Linked DNA regions of Homo sapiens: region 2 is linked to region 1. The links are chromatin loops, found by intact Hi-C in ENCODE. Cell type or tissue: sigmoid colon. All regions are shown on one strand. Links, peaks and the distances in the headings refer to the core of each region. The heading gives the core; the rest is flanking DNA. Region 1 has its middle 73 kb from the start of LINC01436. Region 2 has its middle 17 kb from the start of LINC01436.

Evidence for each region. Peaks named below come from ENCODE experiments on the same cell type or tissue, not always from the same donor. Only the 100,000 strongest peaks of a DNase experiment are listed, where the experiment ranks them.
Region 2: it touches region 1 in a loop (5-fold over the local background); 17 of 110 quality-filtered maps call a loop at or near these places.

Annotation. Positions count from the first base shown.
Region 1 is chr21:35,926,661-35,938,156 of GRCh38, reverse strand. No RefSeq gene overlaps it. Among named protein-coding and RNA genes, the nearest start is that of LINC01436, 73 kb to the left of the region's middle. In sigmoid colon, for the core only: no CTCF peak of the experiment used is centred there; DNase peaks (open chromatin) are centred at 4,516 and 5,786; H3K27ac peaks cover 585 bases.
Region 2 is chr21:36,016,273-36,027,768 of GRCh38, reverse strand. It overlaps the pseudogene RPL23AP3. Among named protein-coding and RNA genes, the nearest start is that of LINC01436, 17 kb to the right of the region's middle. In sigmoid colon, for the core only: no CTCF peak of the experiment used is centred there; no DNase peak of the experiment used is centred there.

The DNA.
Region 1 (11,496 bases), core at 1,563-9,562:
ACACGTTGTCTGTGGCTTCTTCTGAGCTATAGCACCAGAGTTACATGGCTGGGACATAGACCGTCTGATCTACAAAGCCTAAAAATATTTCCTAACTCGCAGAAAAAGTTGATTGACCCCCTACTCCACAGTTTCATAAAATAAACCTTACCACTTCAGTTTTAAATTTGAAGAAACCAAGACTCTGGAAGATTATTTACTTTCCTAAGGTTCCTAACCAACAGGAAATTGGCAGTTGTGTGACTCAATTTCAGAACCAGGATATTTCCAACATACCATGCCACCTTGGGGGAACTTGTCTTTAGTTTGTGTGGTCCACTTTTTCTGCTTAGAGAGCATGATTTTGACCTGTCATATGGACCTAATTTTGTTGTTGTCAATCTCCTTTTTAGCTCAGCAAACTCACACTCAATACGTAATCTCTGTTTCTGGGTCTTAGCTATCTTCTAATTTATTATGAACTCAATAAATACTTCTTTTATTTTGTAATTTAAGGTTGTTGATGAAAGGGTTAAGGTTGTGTTGGATAAAGGTGCGATTGTCTGTGAAATGCCACTAGTTATGCATCCAGAGTGAATCATTAAAAACAAAACCCACCTTTTAATGTCGAAATCATTTTAGATTTATGGAAGAGTTGCAAAGGCAGTACAGAGAGCTTTTTGTATACTCTTCACCTGTTTTCCTTAATGTTAACCTCTTACATAACAGTGGCATATTTATAAAAAGTAAGAACTCAACATTGATACAATACTATTAATTAGACGATAGACTTTATTCTGATTTGTTTTTCTACTAATGACTTTTTTTCTTTTCCAGAATCTAATCCAGGATACGATGCTGCATTTAGTCATTACAGCCCCTTAGTCTTCTCCAATCTGTGACAGATTCTCAGTCTTTTGTTGTTTTTTACGACCTTGACATTTCTCAAGAGGACTGGTTAGACATTTTGTAGAATGTTCCCCATTTGCATGTGTCTGATGTTTTCTTGTGATTAGACCAGGGTTTTGGGTTTCTGGGAAGAATACCATGAAGATGAAGTGCCCTTTTCATTGCCTCATGGCAGGTGCATGTGATGTCAACATGACTTCATACCGCTGATGTTAACCTTGATCATTCGGTTGGGTGAATGATTTTTAATGATTGATCATCAATATTGGGTCACACTAATTTTGTATTCAGCACAATGGTAGGTACTTACTGGGTGAGATAATTGAGAAACAGCATAGAAAATCATTCCAAAAAATGGATAAAAAAGAATATTCTTTATATAATGTGCAAGGAAATAGTGAGTAGGCAAAGAATAGACAATTCACAAGGGAAAAGTTTTTTTCTTCTTTTCACAAGGGAAAACATTTTGAAAAATACGTGAAAAAGTTTCTCCTTATGGATAAATAGTAATTGTCATATCATTATAATATTAATTTTAAAATGGTACACAAACTTAAGAATATTAATTGAAAAGCTGGTGTAACCAATTTGTATTTCCAGTCTAATTACAATTATTTAAAAATATGCAAAGTTAAAGAAGACCAGATCATAGAATAAATGTTAATAGTGATTGCTTTTGGATGATGAGTTTGTGGGTGATTGTTTTTCTCCTTTTGGCTTTTCTATAGCTTTGGAAAAATTTAACAATGGGCTTGCATTAGTCTTCTAGGGTTGTCCTAACAGAATATCACAGACTGGGTGGTTAAACGACAGACATTTATTTTTTCACAGTTCTGGAGTTTAGAAGTCCAAAATCACAGTGTTGACAGGGCTGGTTTCTTCTGGGGCCTCTCCCTGTGGCTCTCAGGTGGCTGCCTTTTCTTTGTACACACACATTCCTGGTGTCTCTTTCTCTTCTTGCAAAGACATTAGTCCTATTGGATCAGGGGCCCACCCTATGACTTCATGTAACCTTGTTAAAAGGTTAACATTATCTCCTTAAAGGCCTTATCTAACAGTCATATTGTGGGTTAGGGCTTCAACATATAAATTTTGCAGGGACACAATTCAATCCCTAACAGAGCTTTTTTTTTTTTTTTTTTCCTTGAGAGTTTCACTCACGTTGTCCAGGCCGGAGTGCAGTGGTGTGACCTTGGCTCACTGCAACCTATGCCTCCCAGGTTCAAGCAATTCTCCTGCCTCAGCCTTCCGAGTAGCTGGGATTACAGGCCCCCACTACCACACCCAGGTAATTTATGTATCTTTAGTAGAGACAGGGTTTCACCATGTTGGCCAGGCTGGTCTCAAACTCTTGACCTCAAGTGATCCACCCACCTTGTCCTCCCAGAGTGCTGGGATTACAGGCGTGAGCCACTGCACCCAGCCAGAGCTAAATTAACAGATGCGGTGTGAAGTACTGGAAAGAACATAAAAGTTAGAGTCAAAACCGATTTGAATAGCTACTTAAAGGCCATGTGAATTTAGGTAGATCTGCACCTCTGTTAGTTTATTTGTCAACCTGGAATACTAAAATAATTTTGCAGGATGTTTGGGAAAAAAACTTAAGTGATCCAATAAGCATGGAAGTGCCTAGCATGAGTTATACTTAACATTGACTTTCTTAAAAGACGTGGCACCTGTCCTTGGGATTTTTATAATCTCCTTAGAAAGACAAGATTAAAATACATTAATGGATGAAATGCCAAGTATTGTGGAACCTCATGTAGTCATGGTAGGAATGCAGAGGAGGTGGAGGGAGAATTGGAGGAATACTGAGAAAAATTCTAGGGAGTAGGAGGTACTTGTATGTTGAATGTGTTAGACACTGTTCTAAGTCATTTTGGATCCACGTTCATGCAAATATGTATTAAGTGCCTATCATGTGCCAGGCATTATTCAGGGCATTGATGCTACAGAGGAGAGCAGAATAGACAAAAATACCTGCTTTCATGTAGTTCATAGTCCAGTGGAGGGAGACAGGTAATAAACAAGTAAACAAGCAAGTATATGGTAGCGCTAGGGAGAAAAACATAGCAGGAAGCGTGTTCCCTTTAGGTAAGGTGACCAAGGTGCTTAGTGCTCACATGCAAAGATGAAGGCAATATCTTCTTGCTTTCCACTCAGGAAGAGAGTCTTAAAAACAGATCAATTACCAGAAACAGGGGAAACACTATTATATTAACCCAAGGCGATAGAGGGATAAAAGAGAGATGTACAGACTATGCCTGGGGAGTTAGGGATGTCTTCACAGAGAGGTGGTGTTTCAGCTGAGTCTTGGAGTGGATAGCATTTCCCCGGGCAAAGACCTGGAGGGCACCCCAGATGAAGGGAATGTGATTGGATTTGGGGGCTTGGAGGATAATTGGGTGTGTTGGGAGCATAGGGTAAGGAGCGGAGACAGGTTTGAAAGGTAGATGGGCACTTATATGTGAAGAACTTTTCTCTATGATGCTGGGAGAGTTTGGATTTTATTCTATAAGTGAAGGAAGTGACATTTATTTCAAGCAGGGGTTTTTCAAAATATTGCTTGCGTTGGAGGTTGGATGGATGCCGACTTCATTAACTGAGGTCTAGGAAAGAGTGCAAGAGGGTTGAGAGGAGAAGGAGAGATGAAAATGGAAGAGGAGATAGAGTGAAGGAAGGGGAAGTACTGAGTTCAGTCTGGGAAGGTGGAGGGTCCAATGGCAGTTGGATGAGGAGGCTGAGCTGGGGGAAAGTCAGGAGGAAACATCTAGATTTGAGTTGCACATCAAGACTCTAATTCTATCTGCCTTCCTAAGGTAGTTGATTCCACTTGCACCAAAATCTTGATTAGATTAAATCAACATCTTAAAAAATTAAAACAAATGACACGCCTTTCATTCTTCTGTAAATGTGAAGTTTAGTGCTTTTTTTTAAGAAATAAAAAACCGAGAAAGTTGCATAAATACGCATTTGTACTCTGCCTATTTGTGCTGATTATTTCTCAGCTAGGTTTCTGCCTATGGGTTTACAAAGTATCATTTACACAAAAGTACTTTGCCAGTTAAGGAATTACAATAGGAACATTTATTCACAGAAGCAGGTCATCCCTTTCTCCCACTCTCTCCACTCCCACTTTTGAAGCAGCATATGTTTTCTGTACATTTTTCTAGCCTTCAGAAATAACTTTGTAACAAGTTACAAATCCCTAGGGCCTGCGAATTTGAAGACATGTGGTGTATTTAAGTGCTCTCCTTCTTGCTTTATTATTCCTGTGGGTCCTCCTTCCTTCTCCTTCTAAGTCAGCTCTTGGCTCCTTACCTCAAGTGCCTACTGAGGACATTTGGGCTCATCTACTCTTTCTCTCAAGATCCCTGGGTCCAAGAACTGGTCAACCCTCTCCCAACATGATTTTGAGCTAAATTATCTATTGCCTTTTTTTTTCTTCATTCCTTTCCTTCTTGAAAGATGTCTACAGTCTGCCTTGGTCCTTTAGGGGTCAGTATACCCTCTTTCTTTCTCACTCTCTGGCTGGCTATTGTCGTGTGTGTGTGTGCACACACATATGTGATTCAGTGACTTTCTCCAGAGGCGCCTGGCTTGAGTGAGTTGGTTCTGTGCCATTGGGAGGAGGATAGTTTCTTCCCCACAGGGGCAGCGCTGCTCTGACTTAGGGAGTTTAATGTCTTGTCAGATGTTGATGCTTTTACTTCCCTTCCTGTTTCAACTGGAATGAGTCATATTTGAAAATATTTTCATCCTTTTAGTGACTATATTGAATAACACACATTTTTCATTATTATTTACTGCAATTAACCTTAACCTCATTCTTTTCTTCTTTTAAACATTAGCACAGTTATTTCTATTATTATCTAGGTTCCCTCTGTCTCTATACTTAGCTTCATTAAAACGGATTGCAGCTTAGATAGGTTGAGAAACAGTCTTTTTTAATTTCTGGAGACTCAGCTTTCATTAATGCAATAATGAAAACTATGGTGGGAGAGTGTAGATAGTTGGCTAATAGATTGTCCCAACCTATTTTAGATCGGCTTTCTCCTCATTTGTCCTCCCCTAAACCAAGCTACTTATAAATGTTCTCCAATTCTGAGCTCTTTTTTTTTTTTTTTTTTGAGGTGGAGTCTCACCCTGTCACCCAGGCTGGAGTGCAGTGGCATGATCTTGGCTCACTGCAATCTCCACCTCCCAGGTTCAAGCGATTCTCCTGCTTCAGCCTCCCCAGTAGCTGGGATTACAGGCATGTGCCACCATGTCCAGCTAATTTTTTTTTTTTTTAAGTAGAGATGGGGTTTTGCCATGTTGGCCAGGCTGGTCTCGAACTCCTGACCTTAGGTGATCCGCCTGCCTTGGCCTCTCAAAGCGCTGGGATTACAGGTGTGAACTACCACACCCGGCTGCGTTAATTAAACTTCCTTTACTGCCCTGAGCTATTCTTATGACATTTCTTTGAGACAGGACAAGTGACTCAGTCTCTTTGTAATTTATTGAGTTCTTTGATTAAAAGAGACCATTACCAGCTAAAAATTCTACCCTCTGCCCTCGCTTTCACATCCTTCGAATGGATAAAGGGAAGATCTGTACAACACAGCCAGATATCAATACTGCTGCATCGTGTGCCTGGCTTCCTGGTGGTAGCCACCTGCTGCTTAGAAACTGTTTCAAAGGGGAACTGGCGTACTTCCCTTTTAAGCAAGAGTTACAGCGCAAAAGCTGCCTCAGTCATAATTTCTAACGTAGTCATCTCCTCTTTATAAGTGCACTTCCTCAGAGACCTGTGGACATAAACTGAATGTGTTAGGCAGAGACCTTTCAAAATTTAGACTTGTTTTCTGGACAGATGCCAGATTTCCTGGATGGCTGGTTACAATCCCCTTGTCCACCCGCGCAGTGCAGCTAAGATTGTCTGTCTGAATCATCATCCTTTTTTAGTGTGTACTTAAAGTGGAAGTGATGTTTTCCAGACCCTGTGTAGGAATGAGCTCATGTCATGAGGTTTTGCTCTGATGTTGGTTTCTCTCAGTTAGTTTAGTGACATTAGGATCTGAAGGCCGACGAATGGCTTTGATACCATTTTAAGGTGTCTTCCATTTCCAGTACTCCAGGATTATTGGGAAATTACTGGGGAGATGAAGACATTATGTAAGGTGGCAGGTCAACCTACTAGTTATTCACAGCCATTGGAAGATACTATGGGACTGTTAATAGTATGTGCTGAAAAGACTTCTCTCTTGTTGCTTTAAAAAAATGTAGTTTATTTACATGTATATTGACTTCTTTATGGTCCTATCCTAAGTGGATAAATGGCTGAATTCTATTTTTCTGCTAAGATTTTAGGCAGGAGAGTATTTTTCATGAATGTCTTGTAAATCATTAGTAAATGTTCTCTGACAAAGGGTTCCATGGCTAGATAGGTTTGAGAAATGCTGGGGAAGAATATGATGATGTCACCCGTAGGACATTTACATTGCTCTTCCTGATGCTGATATACAAATATATGTCTGTTTAAATTGATTTAATGATCTAATAAAAACTAAATTTCTCCTCTGAGAAATTGATGAAAACAACCAACCGTGAATATCCTAGCAAACTGTTTTCATGTCTGTTTTCAGATAAGCATTCCCTGAAGAATTTTATTTATTCATTTGTTTATTTGTTCATTGAACACATATCTATTTTGTGCCTTCTCTGTGCCAATACTTAGGGAAACGCTGCACCTTAATGAAAAGAAGGCTGTGGCAGACATGGCTGGTCTCAGCCATCCCTTTCCTTTAGTAAAGTTGAGTCCAATGCAGCCCAGAACAAAGGTTATGTTTCCCAGCTTCCCTTGCAGCAAGAACTGCCACATGGCCCGTGGGATGTGACCTTGAGGGCTATGTGCAGAGTTGCTGTGGGGCCTCTATGCACAGGCTTAGGTATGCACAGGTATGCACGTGCTATGTGTTTTGGATGGCAGAACAGCAGGACAGGAAGAGCGGGAACTCTGATACTATGGAGTGTTATAACACTTTGAATATTTATGATTAGACCATATTTAAAATAAATAAACTATTATCAATTTAAGTTACTGTTACTTTGACCTTTTTTAATGATAGCCAAACTAATAACCTAACTGATCCAGAAAGGATTTTCAATGATCAGGCATTGTCATAAGATTCAGTAGGCACATTTAGGAGCTTTTTTTTTTTGAGATGGAGTTTCACTCTTGTTGCCCAGGCTGGAGTGCAATGGCGTGATCTTGGCTCACTGCAACCTCTGCCTCCCGAGTTCAAGCGATTCTCCTGCCTCAGCCTTCCCGAGTAGCTGGGATTACAGGCATGGCCCACCACGCCTGGCTAATTTTGTATTTTTAGTAGAGACAGGGTTTCTCCATTGTTGGTCAGGCTGGTCTCGAACTCCCGACCTCAGGTGATCCACCCACCTCAGCCTCCCAAAGTGTTGGGATTACAGGCTTGAGCCACTGTGCCTGGCCACATTTAGGAGCTTTTAAAAGTCAAGCAGTACATAATGACCATCTCAGTTTAGATAAAAGGCCTGAATATAGAAGGGTAACTTTTGTGAGCTTCTGAAAGTTCTCATTCCTACATTTTGAGAGAGGAAATGAAAGACCTAAGGAACTGAAATTCCTTTCAGTGATGGTGGAGAGAGGCCCATGTTCTTTTCACTGCTTTAGCCAACATATGTAGAGAAATAAGGCCAGGTTTTCATATGATGTCTGAATTTGCCCAGTTAGTCCAGGGGGGACAGGCGCTCAACATAGATTCAAGGGTTTTAAAATAATCAACATTTATTTTTCAAATTCCTTCTATATATCTTTGTAAAACAAATTCTGGCATAGCAAACTTCCTTCTTACCAACAGGCTACCTCTATCCACATAGTGGGCATATGTAAACACACGAGTATATATATTTAGATGTGGGTTCGGCATAAAATAGCTTTTTCTTCCTAAGTAAGGAAAAGAAAACCTCAACGCATTACTAAATGTGACATTTTGGATCCAAGTAGACAAAAAGAACCACGTGAAAATGTGCTAAGCTTCCACATAGTTAGCAACATGTCACTTTGTGAGAGAATTTTCATAATTAATGAGCCAGGTCAATTTGCTCTGCATTTGACTTTGATGAATATGTCGTGGAGTATTCCCACTGGGACTCTTTCCAGTTGGTTTGGGAAGCTCTTATGTCTATATCCTGTGTGTGTGCATGGATCAAAGTGCTGGCATCTAATGCTGCCATGTTAGGTTAGGGAACAGCCGTGCGAACCCAGTAACAATGCCTGAGATCCCACACTGGCCCAATACATGACCCAGATGGACGGACCCCAAGCCAACAAACATAAAATTGAAACCAAAGCTATTTGGAAAGGGGATTGGACCACTCATCTGGCTGTTTTATAGAGTCTTAGAGAATTTATGTAATTAAATTTTCCTTCCTAATTCTGGCATTAATTTGTTTATTTATGTATTTTTTAAGACACAGCCTCATTCTGTTGCCCAGGCTTGAGTGCAGTGGTGCAATCATGGCTCACTGCAACCTCTACCTCTCAGGCTTAAGGGATCCTCCCACCTCAGCCTCCTGGGTAGCTGGGACTACAGGCGTACACCACCATGCCCATCTGCCATGAATTTAGAGACTGAATGAAATGACCTTAGCATTACCATATCATCTTTTTAATTTATTTTTTATTTTTTGAGACAGAGTCTCACTCAGTAGTGTGGTCTTGGCTCACTGTGATCTCCACCTCCCGGGTTCAAGCGATTCTCCTGCCTCAGCCTCCCGAGTAGCTGGGATTACAGGTGTGCACCACCACACCTAGCTAATTTCTTTTTTTTGTATTTGTAGTAGAGACGGGGTTTCACCATGTTGGCCAGGCTGGTCTTGATCTCCTGACCTCGTGATCCATCTGCCTCAGCCTACCAAAATGCTGGGACTATGGGCATGTGCCACCATGCCCATCTGCCATGAATTTGGAGACTGAATGAAATGACCTTATTGTTACCGTATCATCTTTAACCATCTGATTAACATTTGCTTCATAGCAAATACAGTGTGTGGGGATAAATTATTTGCATGATAAGTTATCAGTCAGTGTCCAATCAGTGCATTATTCTGTCTAGAAACCGCTGTAAATATTTCAGAGAAGGAATTTCATACAAATTGGTGGTGCATGATTTGAGAGGAACGAAGGAGTAAATACAGGGAGTCAAGCTTACTTACAGATTGGTAACTGCAGGAAGTCACTATCCCCCTAGGCTTGAAAGCCAAAGAGAACATGATGCTTGCTGATCCACCAAGATTGTTGCTATTAACACTGAGCTGACCCAGCAGAATCCCAGAAGCCACCCTTGCCAGCCTTTGCTGCTGCCACCACCATCTCTAGAGGCACTACCAGAAGATGGAAAAAATAGCATCTCCCTTGCTTCCACCTCCAGTTTGCTACTAGTGCCTCCCATTGTAGAAGCTAACAAGAGGCTGATTGGCAAGAGGGATTTGGAAAATGTAGTTTCCAGGCTTTCTGCTCCTGGGTCACAGGGGAGGAGAAAGGAGAGAGAGTGGAGCTGAGAATAAGAGACTTCAAGCAGCACACAAGTGTTTCCAAGGATATATTCTATATACATTTAAAGTAGGTGTACATTATCTGATTACATTAATGAATGAATCTTTTTTTTTTTTTTTTTTTCCTGAGATGGAGTCTTGCTATGTTGCCAGGCTGGAGTGCAGTGGCACAAATCTCAGTTCACTGCAACCTCTGCCTCCTGGATTCAAGGGATTCCCCTGCCTCAGCTTCCTGAGTGGCTGGGACTACAGGTGCATGCTACCATGCCCAGCGAATTTTTGTATTTTTAGTAGAGACAGGGTTTCACAATGTTGGCCAGGATGGTCTCTATCTCTTGACCTCGTGATCCACCCGCCTCGGCCTCCCATAGTGCTGGGATTACAGGTGTGAACCACCACACCCAGCTGAATGAATCTTTTATTGCAGCCAAAATTTCACCTCTTTAAATCCACCTCTGTGAAAGTATAATCCAACATATACATACAATTCCAAAGTTTTGTGGATGCTAATGGGCTTTATATTGAAAATGTTCATGTTAATATTTACTCAGAGGAATTATCCAACTGGCATGTTGTACTGGGAAAATAAGACTGAAACTGTCATACATATTATCCCATTGCCATACCAATCACGTCTTCCTACAATAACCAACAAGGATCAAAGGTAAACAGAAAAGTAGTGAGGAAATGAGAAGGAACGTAGCTTAAATCTCATGTAGCTCCCATTGCAGATAAGAACCCAGATGGTCTCTTTTCTGGGCAAGTATAATCCCAAAGGCAACCCCAGCCCCAAAAATACTTTGGGGAGAGAGGAACTGGTACAAGGGTAGACCTACACCTCTCTTTGGGCTTCTTAATGGTCAAAGCAAGTCAAGGACTTAATGGTCTCAAGGAGTGGACATATAAGCGCTTTGTTCCACTGTGTGGCCCAGAAATGAAAGCCATTAATAAGAAAAAAGCCTGTTGGTCATAGTGGCATTGTATAAACAGGACTGGATAATTTTCTTTTATGAATTCATTCCTATCTCTTCACATGGGCCTGAGAAGTGTGTCTGGAAGGCATTTTCCTTTTTGGTTGGAGGTGACTTAACAGACTGGCAATTACTGTCATTATGAGCCCAGTCACATAGCTGGAAGATCTAGGCGGCTGCTGATTCCTGAGCAGCAATGGGACAAGTGGGAGCAGCTGAGACCACACTGACAGGCCAGGGAACTGTAGACGAGTAATCTGCCAGGGGAAAAGGCCCCTTTGATCTTCACACCAGACGATAATTGCAGCAGATGTAGAGTCGATGTGGTATTTTTTTTTTTTATTGCAGTGGGACGGGCATTACCGATCTGTATGCGTAAGTGTTGCCAAGAGAAAGGAAGGATGATGGTTAGCTTACCTGCATCTTAAGCCATGCAGTGAAAAAGGTTCAGGGTTTTCTTAACCAGAAATGGTCTGAATGTTTAATAAAGGTAAACATTTATTATTTAGTGTTTTATATCATGTGGCAATTTTAGCTGATGTGGGATCTGACTCTTGCCAACCAATTTGAGTCTGTTAATGGCTGTTTGTTGTATTTTTTATTTTCTGTTTTCACAGAGACCATATTGCCCAGGCTGGAGTAGAGTGGTGCAATCATTGAATCACTGATCACTGTAGCCTCAGACTCCTGGGCTCAAGTGATCCTCCCACCTCAGCCTTCCCAGTAGCTAGGACTACAGGCAAGCACCACTATGCCCAGCTAATTAATTTTTTTTTTTTTTTTGTAGAGATGGGGTCTCACTATGCTGCCGAGGCTGGTCTCAAACTACTAGGCTCAAGCTATCCTCCTGCCTTAGATTCCCAAAATGCTGGGATTACAGGTGCGGACCACCTTGCCTGGCCTGTTTTCTTTTTGATACTTGGGGTGGACCAAAAAAAATCAATCATTTTCATTAAATTCAGTTGTGTGCTTGCCTTCAGATTTCCCTGGAAGCATCCACTGTCAGCCTCGAGGGAATTAATAGACCTACACCCTTGGGATAGATCAATGTGCCCTGAAAAATGTG
Region 2 (11,496 bases), core at 2,006-10,005, 89 kb before region 1:
GAGGTGGAAAGAATCCATTTCTGCTGACCGAGGGGAGGCCTGGCCCATCTTTGTTAGAGGTGCATGACTGATCAGAGGTTGGGGCCTCAAGGTAGAGTGAAAAAAACCATCAGGGTGCGCTTGAGCTTCTCTGTCCACAGGATACTGAGACACTGTAGATCCCCAAATGGCTGGTGATGTGGACTGACTCAGTACAACATCACATGATGACTTGACGCTGATGGCCTCACTTGAAATGATTTCTTTGGTCAGCTGGACTTTATCAGAAGCTCTGTCATCTGGTCTTATGTGTAGACAAATTCAACTTGTGAACCGGGAAGCTGCTATAATGCTTTTCTCCCTCCTGATACCCTTCTCCTCCCCAGCCCCGTGCTATTGATACACATTCTGGCTTTGTGTTGAGTGGAAGTTTGTTTTCTCTTTGGCATGTTGATCTACAGAGTGCTACCAAGACCTCGATGAGGCCAATATTCAATATCACTATATTGAAGGTTTTTTTTTTTTTAATTGGAGGAGTAGAGAAAGGTATACATTACTGTTTATCTGATTGGAGTTGCCTCACTGGTGATGGTGATTATGTATATGGAATGCAGATATTATTTAAGAGAACTCAGGTTGGGGCCAAGCATGGTGACTCATGCCTGTAATTCCAGCACTTTGGGAGGCTGAGGTGGGCGTATCACTTGAGGCCAGGAGTTCCAGATCAGCCTGGCCAACACAGCAAAACCCCATCTCTACTGAAAAAATACAAAAATTAGCCAGGCTTGGTGGCACATGCCTGTAATGCTAGCTACTCAGGAGGCCAAGGCATGAGAATCACTTGAATCTGGAAGGCCCAGGTTGTAGTGAGCCTAGATCATGCCGCTGTACTGCAGTCTGGGCGCCAGAGCAAGACTTTGCCTCAAAAAAAAAAAAAAAAAAAAAAAGAGTAAGCCAGGCGAGGTGGCTCATGCCTGTAATCCCAGCACTTTGGGAGGCTGAGGCAGGCAGATCACCTGAGGTCAGGAGTTCGAGACCAGCCTGACCAATGTGGAGAAACCCCGTCTCTACTAAAAATACAAAATTAGCAGGGCACGGTGGCTCACGCCTATAATCCCAGCTACTCGGGAGGCCGAGACAGGAGAATTGCTTGAACCTGGGAGGCGGAGGTTACGGTGAGCTGAGATCGCGCCATTGCACTCCAGCCTGGGCAAAAAGAGTGAAACTCCGTCTCAAAAAAAAAAAAAAAGTATTCAGGTTGGAATAACAAGTTTTTTTTGTTTTGTTTTGAGACAGTTTCGTGCTCTGTCACCCAGGCTGGAGTGCAGCAGTGGCATAATCTCAGCTCACTACAACCTCCACTTCCTGGGTTCAAGTGATTCTCCTGCCTCAGCCTCCTAAGTAGCTGGGGTTACAGGCGTGCACTACGCCACCACTCCCAGCTAATTTTTTTGTATTTTTTTTAGTAGAGCTGGGTTGTGCCATGTTAGCCAGGCTGGTCTTGAACTTCTGACCTTAGGTGATCCAACCGCCTCGGCCTCCCAAAGTGCTGGGATTACAGGTGTGAGCCACCCACACCTGGCCACAAGTGATTTTTGATGGTTGTGGTTCAATGTTAAGAGTAGGTGGCCACCATGTAGTCTAGGCAGGGAGTCTTGACTCACAACCATGGCAGCAGTCGTGCGAGAGGAGAAATACTGTGTCTCTGTATTAGAAGGCAGTGTCTCTGATACCAGCAGGAGAAAAGTACTGGCAGGGGGCAACTGCTAGGATCTATCTTCTTTCTTTTATAGGTCACCAGGGCAAAAGTCTATAAAGGAGGCCACTACCACCAAAAAATGTCCCCCAGGAAGCTAAATAAGTGCTTTCAGCTTTGTTGATTGGGGCTGTTTGCCTTAGAACCCTGCTCCTCACAGGGTGATCTGCAGAGCACATCAGCAGCACCTGGGAGCCTATTAGAAATTCAGGATCTTGGCCGGGCGTGGTGGCTCACACCTGTAATCCCAGCACTCTGAGAGGCAGAGGATCACCTGAGGTCAGGAGTTCAAGATCAGCCTGGCCAACATGGGGAAACCCTGTCTCTACTGAAAACACAAAAATTAGCTGGGTGTGGTAATGGCACCTATAATCCCAGCTACCTGGGGAGGCTAAGCCAGATCACTTGAGGTCAGGAGAATCGCTTGAACCCGGGAGGTGGAGGTTGCAGTGAGCCGAGATCGTGCCACTGCACTCTAGCCTGTGTGACAGAGCGAGACTCCATCTCAAACAAACAAACACACACAGACACACACACACACAAATGAAAAGAAATTCAGGATCTCAGGCCCTGCCCTGGACCCACTGAATCAGAATCTGCATTGGAACAAGATTCCCGTGTACGTGAAAGTTAGGAAAACAGTGTCTTCGAGGTGTGACCGACTCCAGACATCGAGCCAGTTGGGCGGTTTATGACCTGTCTTCTGGGCTGTCCATTGGCAATCCCTTTAGCCCTGTCCTGGTTCACCCTTCCTTGACACGAGGTGCCAGTGGAGATGGCTCATTTACAGAAAGTGAGGCGGGGCTGGGGTTCTGCTCAGAGGACCCACGAGGCCCGATTATCAGCACAATGACCATGGTTTTGCCCCTTTTACTTTGGGGCATGGCAGTTGCCAAAGACTTCTTGAAGTGGGAGGCAGCTGGACAGAAAGCCACCAGCCCCTTACTCACACCACATGCTGGGGAGCCTCTGCGCCGTGGGGCTGCGGACCTCCAGCCTAAATCACTCACATTTGTGAGTTTTTCATTCACCGGGAAAAATAGATCCCAGTGCAGCAGTGTGGTTACAAAATCGCCGAGCTCCACAGGTGCATTAGGACTGGTGCACCCTGAGTGGAGGGGTCCCAGGATGTTCAGACTGGACCGTGGCATTGACTTAGCATTTCCAGGTGCCAGCACAGTACGACAGGCTGCCAGCCCTGAATCAGTTTCATCCTCAGTGGCTACAATAGTCTCCCCCAACAGATGGGGAAAGTCCAGCTCAGTCAGTCAGTCCAGCTTATTTTTATTAGCTAGCAAAGTCCCTTCCTTGTCCAAGGTTCGTGGCTGGTATAGACAGACCAGCTCTGGGTCCTGGTCTGCTGGATACCATGTGGGCACTTGGTACCCTCTCAGCCTTGAGAGACAGGGTCCTGCTCTTTTGCCCAGGCTGGAGTGCAACGGCCAATCATGGCTCACTGCAGCCTCAAATTCGTGAGCTCAAGCAACCATCCTGCCTCCGTCTCCTGAGCAGTTGGAACTACAGGCACGCACCACCACACCTGGCTAATTCTAAAAATATTTTGTAGAGACGGGGGTCTCACCATGTTGCCCAGACTGGTCTCAAACTCTAGGCCTCAAGTGATCCTCCCACCTTTGTCTCTCAAAATGCTGGGATTACAGGCATGAGCCACTGTGCCCAGTTACCACCCAGCCTCTTTCCAGTCGTTTCCCCTGGCTGCTCTCTGATTCCCCACAGCACTGAGGTCAAGGTTGAGTTTCACTGGAATCTTAAAGAACAAGCAGAGAAGGATGTTGGGAAAGGCAGTGGTGGAGGGGGAGCAGTCTTCACCTTTGCTTTGTCTTGGCCATCATAGATTCTGGGACAGGAACCTCAGAAAAGGAGGAAACTTGGCCAGGCACGGTGGCTCATACCTGTAATCCCAGCACTTCGGGAGGCCAAGGCGGGCAGATCATTTGAGATCAGGAGTTTGAGATCAGCCTGGTCAACATGGTGAAACCCCGTCTTTACTAAAAATACAAAAATTAGTCGAGTGTGGTGGTGGGTGCCTGTAATCCCAGCTACTCGGGAGGCTGAGGCACTAGAATCACTTGAACCCAGGAGGTGGAGGTTGCAGGAGCCGAGATTGCAGCACTGCACTCCAGCGTGTACAACAGAGGGAGACTCTGTCTCAAAAAAAAAAAAAAAAAGGAGGAAACTTCAGGAGAGATGGGGGTAGGGGGGTGGGGGTGGGACCAGATGACTGCACTTTGAAAGTTGGCTGTGCCCTCTCTTTCCTGTGGCTTTGGTTGCCTTCAGCTGGTTCTAACATGCTCAGAGCTCAGGTACGGAGGCAGGTGGGGCTGCTGGCCGCCCGGGCATGCTGGCCACGCTGATTTCATGGGATTGTTTTCAGCCATTAGTGCGTATTGTGCAGAATGACAGGGAACAGGGCCTAGTGCCTCTTTTTCTCTTCTTTTGTTTATATACTTTTTTTTCCTCTTTATGAGGGAGAAAAAAGGGCTGACTCCCTTTCAAGGGACATGAAAACTGAGTTTTGTCTTCCCTTCCTATTACTGTCAAACAAAAGTCACCTTCAAACTCCAGCTCACATGGAGTCCGTCACTGGCAGGAAGCAGGGCCTTCACTCCTGAATGTATAACTTACAGTAAGTTCTCAGCAGACCAAAAAAAATTCCTTTTATCATGTTCTGGTTTTTTTCCTTCCACTGTTTTATTTCACTTACAACATCACTCAGGCCCAAATGGTATTTGTCAGGAGTAATTGGCAAACGCTGGAGGCTGTGTTCAAGGCTGCTTGAATGGAAAATCTCAAAGCAGTTGTCCATGTTGAAAGAAAATATTACATTTGATCTTTTTAAAAAATGATTTTCGCAGACATGATGCATGTCTGCATTCTTTAGCCTTACAACCTCTTTATATTTGGGAGGGGAAAGAAAACCTCCCTGCAGGAAGTAGCACTTCACAGTTAATTTACAGTACGTCGGAGAAGTAATGACAACACATGAAAAGTCATTTGAAAAACATGACTATGATTTATTTTATTAGCTAGCTCATAAGCCTGTACTGGTTTGCAGGTTGTTATGCATTGAGTTATGACTTCAAGCTTTGCATTTCATGTGTATTTCTCTAAGGATGTTTATTCTTCTGGATGAAAATATGCTTAAGGATGGTGGCAGCCATCCACGGGGGGTGGTGTAATACCTTCACATGCAGTCTCATTTCTAAGCTACATGCTTTTCCAGAGCAGGACATCATATAGCCAGCAAATGAGAATCATCTGATTAAACTGAGGCCCAGAGAGCAGGGATAACGTGACTGAGGCCATGCAGTGAATGGTGACTGGGTACCCTAAATCTGTTGTCATCATACTGTACCAGCTGGTTCCTCTGTGCATTTTCACTTCCAGGAACAGAGCATAGCATCAATGACACGGTTCTGAGGCTTTTAAATCCATACTACCCGCTATTAATATGCCTTCCTCCATGTTCCAGGGGTGTATGTGCACATGCCCAAAGGAAATGACACAGTCCAGGGACTGAGGATGGCAGAGCTCATAGGAAGTACCACCTCATATCTGCTATGCTGGGATAATTCTGGAACAGTCACATACCAAGAGCCACTTTGATGTTATAGAAAACTCTATACCAGGAGTTGGCAAACTATGGCCAGTTTCTATTTTTGTAAATAATTTTTTTTTTTCCTAAGCCGGGTATGGTTGCTCACGCCTGTAATCCCAGCACTTTGGGAGGCTGAGCTGGGTGGATCACTTGAGGTCAGAAGTTCGAGACCAGCCTGGCCAAAATGGCAAAACCCCATTTCTACTAAAAATACAAAAATTAGCTGGTTGTGGTGATGCATGCCTGTAATTCCAGCTACTCAGGAAGCTGAGGCAGAAAGAATGAACCTGGGAGGCAGAGGTTGCAGTGAGCCGAGATGATGCCACTGCACTCCAGCCTGGGTGACAGAGTGAGACTCTGTTTGAAAGAAATTTTTTTTTTCTAAATGCAAACTTTATTATGACAAAATATGTATAACATAAAATTTACTATTTTAACCATTTTAAATTGTACAATTCAGTGGCATTGAGTATATTCACACTTTGTATAACCATCCCCACTATCTAATTTCAAAACTTTTTCAGCACCCCAAATAGGAACTCTGTACCGTGAATCGGTAACTTTCCATTTCCCACTTTCCTGAGCTTCTAGTAACTTCTACTTTCTATCTCTATGAATTTGCCTGTTCTAGGTACTTCATGTAAGTGCAGTCATACGATCTTTTTACTTTTGTGTCTGGCTTATTTTACTTAGCATCATGCGTTCAGGGTTCACCCACGTTGTAGCACGTGTCAGAATTTCATTCCTTTTTAAGGCTGTATACTATTCCTTTGCATGTACGTGTATCTACACATTTCGTTTGTCCATTCATCTATTGATGAACACCTGGGTTATTTCCACCTCTTGGCTATTGTGAGAATAACATTCATATACAAGTATCTGTTTGAGTCCCTGCTTTACATTTTTTTGGGTATAGAGCGAAGCATGTGTAAATAAAGATTTTCACGTGTATTTGTTTGGCAGTTGCATATGGTTGGTTTCACTTCCCAACAGCAGAGCTGAGGAGGTGTGACAGAGACTACTCCGGTTTGTGGTTCACAAAGCTGAAAATACTTACTATCAAGCCCTTTACAGAAAAGTTTGCTGGCCTCTGCTAGAGCTGATACAGTACGTGCCCTGTTCGATGGCTCTGTTGGAGAGTGCCTCTCTCCATCACTGGCTTTGAACAAGGCCTACCTGTTTGCCTGGTACTTGGTACCCACAGAGTGATAGCATCAGGCATGCTCCAACCACCAGCAAGTTTGCTCGCCCCCTGGGGTCTGCCGTCCTCCCAGGGGTTTGCTGACGGCCATGAGATGCTGCTTTTTGGCTCTCCTAGAACCTGGAGCAAATCTTCTCTATACTGGGGCAGCATTTCTTTCCCTGCCTCGACCCACAGGTGTTAGTTTCCCAGGGCTGCCGTTACAAAGTTCCACAAGCTCGGTGGCTTAAAACAACAGACATTTATTCTTGCACAGTCCTGGAGGCTGGAAGTCTGAAATCATGGTGTGAGCAGGGCTGTGCTTGCTCTAAAGGCTCTCAGGGAGAATCTGTTCCCTGCCTTTCTCCCAGCTTTTGGTGGCGGCCGGCCATCCGTAGGGCTCCCTGGCTTGCTGCTGCGTCACTCCCATCTCTGCCTATGTGGTCACATCACCTTCTCCCATGTCTCTTTCTGTATCTGTTTCTCCTTTTGTCTTATAAGGTTCATTGCATTCAGGGCTCACACAACTAATGTAGGATAATCTCAACTTGAGATCCTTCTCTTCATGACATCTGCAAAGATATGATTTCCAAGCAAGGCCGCATTCACAGGTACTGGGACTTAGGGATTGGGCATGTCTTTTTTTGGGGGAAGGGGACACCATTCAACCCACTGCAACAGATAATGGATGACATTCAAATCCAAACGGCATAGATGTATATATATAGCTAATAAAATGACACATCCCATGAGTGGACTCCGATTTTGAGAAAATATAAGATTTTTTTGTTTTGTTTTGTTTTTAAAGAAACAGAGTCTTGCTCTGTCACCCAGGCTGGAGTGCAGTGGTGCAGTGATAGCTTACTGCAGCCTTGACCTCCTGGGCTCAACTGATCCTCCCACCTCAGCCTCCTGAGTAGAGCTTGGGGTTACAGGCTCATGCTCCTGCACCCAGCTGATTTTGAGAAAATATCAAAAATCTGGTAGGGAAGTAAGGCAAATAACGCTGCTTTTATTTTCCCCAGGGACATTGATAAACACATTCATCCACATGAGTAAAGCAGCCATGTAAAGGTCTCCAAAAACTAGTCACTGAAAATCATTTAAAATGTATTTTATTTTTTAGTTTTTTTTGGAGACAGTCTCATTCTGTCACCCAGGCTGGAGTGCAGTGGTGCAATCTCAGCTCCTTGCAACCTCCACCTCCTGGATTCAAGAGATTCTTTTGCCTCAGCTTCCTGAGTAGCTGAGATTACAGGCGCTCACCACCACACCTGGCTAATTTTTGTATTTTTAGTAGAGATGGGGTTTTGCCATGTTGGCCAGGCTGGTCTTGAACTCCTCACCTCAAGTGATCCACCCACTTTGGCCTCCCAAAGTGCTGGGATTACAGGTGTGAGCCAATATGGCCGGTCTAAAAATGTGTTTTAAGGACTAGATTATTTTTTTAAAGAGTATTGATTTTTTTCTTTTTCTGTATTCCACAGATAATTAAGCAAACAGGCCAAGGGTAGTGATGGCTCACACCTGTAATCCCAGCACTTTGGGAGGGTGAGGCAGGAGGATCACTTGAGGCCAGGAGTTTGAGACCAGCCTGCTCAACACAGCAAGACCCCGTCTCCACAAAAAAAAAAAAAAAAAAAAAAAAAAAATTAGCTGGGTGTGCTGGCACATAGCTGTAGTCCCAACTATTCTGGAGGCTGAGGCAGGAGGATTGCTTGAGCCCAGGAGGTTGAGGCTACAGTGAGCTAGGATCGCATCACTGCACTCTAGTCTGGGCTACAGAGTGAGAACCTGTCTCAAAAATACAACAAATAAAATAAATAAGATAATTAAGCAAGCGAGTACCACAATAAACACATTTAAATAAACACATTTTTGTTAAAAATCACAGTAAATGGAATTCACACATTTTTGGCTATGTAAGAAGAGTTCCAGTAGAGTAGCCTTGATTCTCGTAAGGGCTGCTAGTGGCTTCCTCTGCTGATGAGGAACACAGGACAAATCCAGGACATCTGATTTTTCTTGTGGTACGTGCATGAAAGCTAATCTGAATGACAATACTGGAAAAAAGCAAAGAAGAGTTCATACAGCCTGATGGCAGGTTTCTCCTCTTTGCTTGGAGAGAGGCAGGGTGGCATATTCGTTCATCAGCAGTGCAGGGGTTACTCACGTGTGTTTAGCCTTGACATCTTTCATGTTAAAAATCTATCTCAGGGCCAGGCACGGTGGCTCACGCCTATAATCTCAGCACTTTGGGAGGCTGAGGGGGGTAGATAGCTTGAGGTCAGGACTTCAAGACCAGCCTGGCCACCATGGTGAAACCCCATCTCTACCAAAAATACAAAATAAAAATTAGCCAGGTGTGGTGGCGGGCATCTATAATCCCAGCTACTCAGAAGGCTGAGGCAGGAGAATCACTTGAACCTGGAAGGCGGAGGTTGCAGACAGCCGAGATCACATCACTCCACTCCAGCCTGGGCAACAGAGCGAGACTATGTCTCAAAAAAAAAAAAAAAAAGAATATATTTCAGAATGAAATGCAAAAGAAAACAACAGAAACTATAAAACCACACCTTGCAAGCAGCAGAACAATTTGTATTTCCCACGGCTGCTCACTGTGGATCAAGGGCTTCTGGGTTGTGAGGGGAAGCATAGGTGGTTCATTCATTCTCACCTAACTTCTTTTTTTTCACTACAGAAAGCACATCGGAAGTGACATTATTTTAGGGATAATGTTTAAGCCATTTTAGGCTTTTGAAGGCATAATTTAATTTTATGTCAGGGAGAAGGCTAAATTTGGATTAATAACAAATTACTTGTGCACATCTCATAGCTGCTTGGGATAATGTTACGGTTGGTCTCAATGTACAAGATTATTTCCCTGTTGGAAAATTAGGGGCTTCCCCAGCCTGAGCACAGCAGTGTTACATAGCAGTAGAAATGGGAGCCACAGCTGAACTTTCTGGAAAAAGAAATCTGAGAGCAGGACAACATCGAGAGGGCCTTTCATGGTCCCACATAGAGCGGGCATCAGGATTCTGCGGTTGTCCGGAGCTGTGCAGGTAGAAATGGTGGTACCCAGGGCCATGCAAGTTTTTCTTGGCCAGACTGATCCTTCGAGGGAAGCTTTTTGGAGTGGTCCATTGAGAAATGGAGAGTGTGCTAGAATTAGACTATGAAGCCCTCATGGAAGCAATCAGCTCCACCAGCATCAAACCTCGGAGTTGTCATGGGGACACATAGAATGGTATCCTCAGACAGGGAGGGGCCCAGGACCTGTCACCAAGCCCAGGAACACCAGCTCTGGGCTCCACTTCCTGAAGCCCTGCTTGGCCTCCCATTCAAAATCACAAGGAATATCAAAACATGCCTCCCCAAATCTTACCACGCAAAATCTCACTCTGAAAGGGGAAGAAGAGAGGAAGTTAAGGACTGAGGAGGAGAAGCGAAGCGTTTCTTTTGTTTTTTTGAGGGTGTTTTTGGTTTGTTTTTTGTTTTTTTGAGATGGAGTCTTGCTCCGTCACCTAGGCTGGAGTGCAGTGGTGGTATCTTGGCTCACTGCAACCTCTGCCTCCCAGGTTCAAGCAATTCTCCTGTCTCAGTCTCCCGAGTAGCTGGGACTACAGGCGTGCACCACCACGCCCAGCTAATTTTTGTATTTTTAGTAGAGATGGGGTTTCACCATGTTGGTCAGGCTGGTCTCGAACTCCTGACCTCAGGTTATCCACCCGCCTCAGCCTCCCAAAGTGCTGGGATTACAGGTGTGAACCACCATGCTCGGTGGAAAAAGAGGGATTTTAGAATCATTTCACTATTTCCACTGAAAACTTGCTCCACTCCTCCACAATCATTCATTTTCATGGGGGTAGAGGATAGCGGTGGGGAGGCTTGGAGTGATGTATATTTGTCTCCATATCGTAATATTTCCTTCCCATTAAAATGTGGTACCTCCAAATTTGTGATATAGCATCGCAATGTAATCTGGCAATGTACAAAAAGAAAAGGAAATAAATGTTGGTCTGAAGTAGGGTAAATATGACATACAATCAGTGATGTCAGCAGCTATCAAAATTGTAAAACATAATCATGGCTCTTGATTCTAGCATAGTGAAGAGCTGGGTTGATGAACTGTGACCCATGGGCCAAATCCAACCTGATGCCTGTTTTTTGTTTTTGTTTTTGTTTTTGAGATGGAGTCTCGTTCTGTCACCCAGGCTGGGTGCAGTGGTGCGATCTTGGCTCACTGCATGCAACCTCCGCCTCCTGGGTTCAAAGTGATTCTCCTGCCTCAGCCTCCTGAGTAGCTGGGACTACAGGTGCGTGCCACCACACCCGCCTAATTTTTGTATTTTTTGTAGAGACAGGGTTTCACCATGTTGGCCAGGCTGGTTTTGAACTCCTGAGCTCAAGTGATCTTCCCACCTCGCCCTCCCAAAGTGCTGGGATTACAGGCACGAGCCACCGTGCCCGGCCCCTGATTCCTGTTTTTATTAATAAAGTTTCATGGAAACACAGCCACACCCTTCATTTACATATTGCCTATAGCTGCTTCGTTCTTACAAAGGCAGAGTTGAGTAGTTGCAACAGAGACTATGTATGGCCTGCAAAGCTGAAAATATTTACTATGAAGAAATAGAAAAACTTTACCAATCTCAATTTAAAAATTAAGATGGGCTTTTCACAAGATGGCACCGAAAGCAAAGAAGGAAGCTCCTGCCCTCCTAAAGCCGAAGCCAAAGCGAAGGCTTTAAAGGCCAAGAAGGCAGTGTTGAAAGGTGTCCACAGCCACAAAAAAAATGATCCACACGTCACCCACCTTCCAGTGGCCCAAGACACTGCGACTCTGGAGGCAGCCCAAATATCCTTGGAAGAGTGCCCCCAGAAGAAACAAGCTTGACCACTATGCTATCATCAAGTTTCCGCTGACCACTGAGTCGGCCATGAAGAAGATAGGAGACA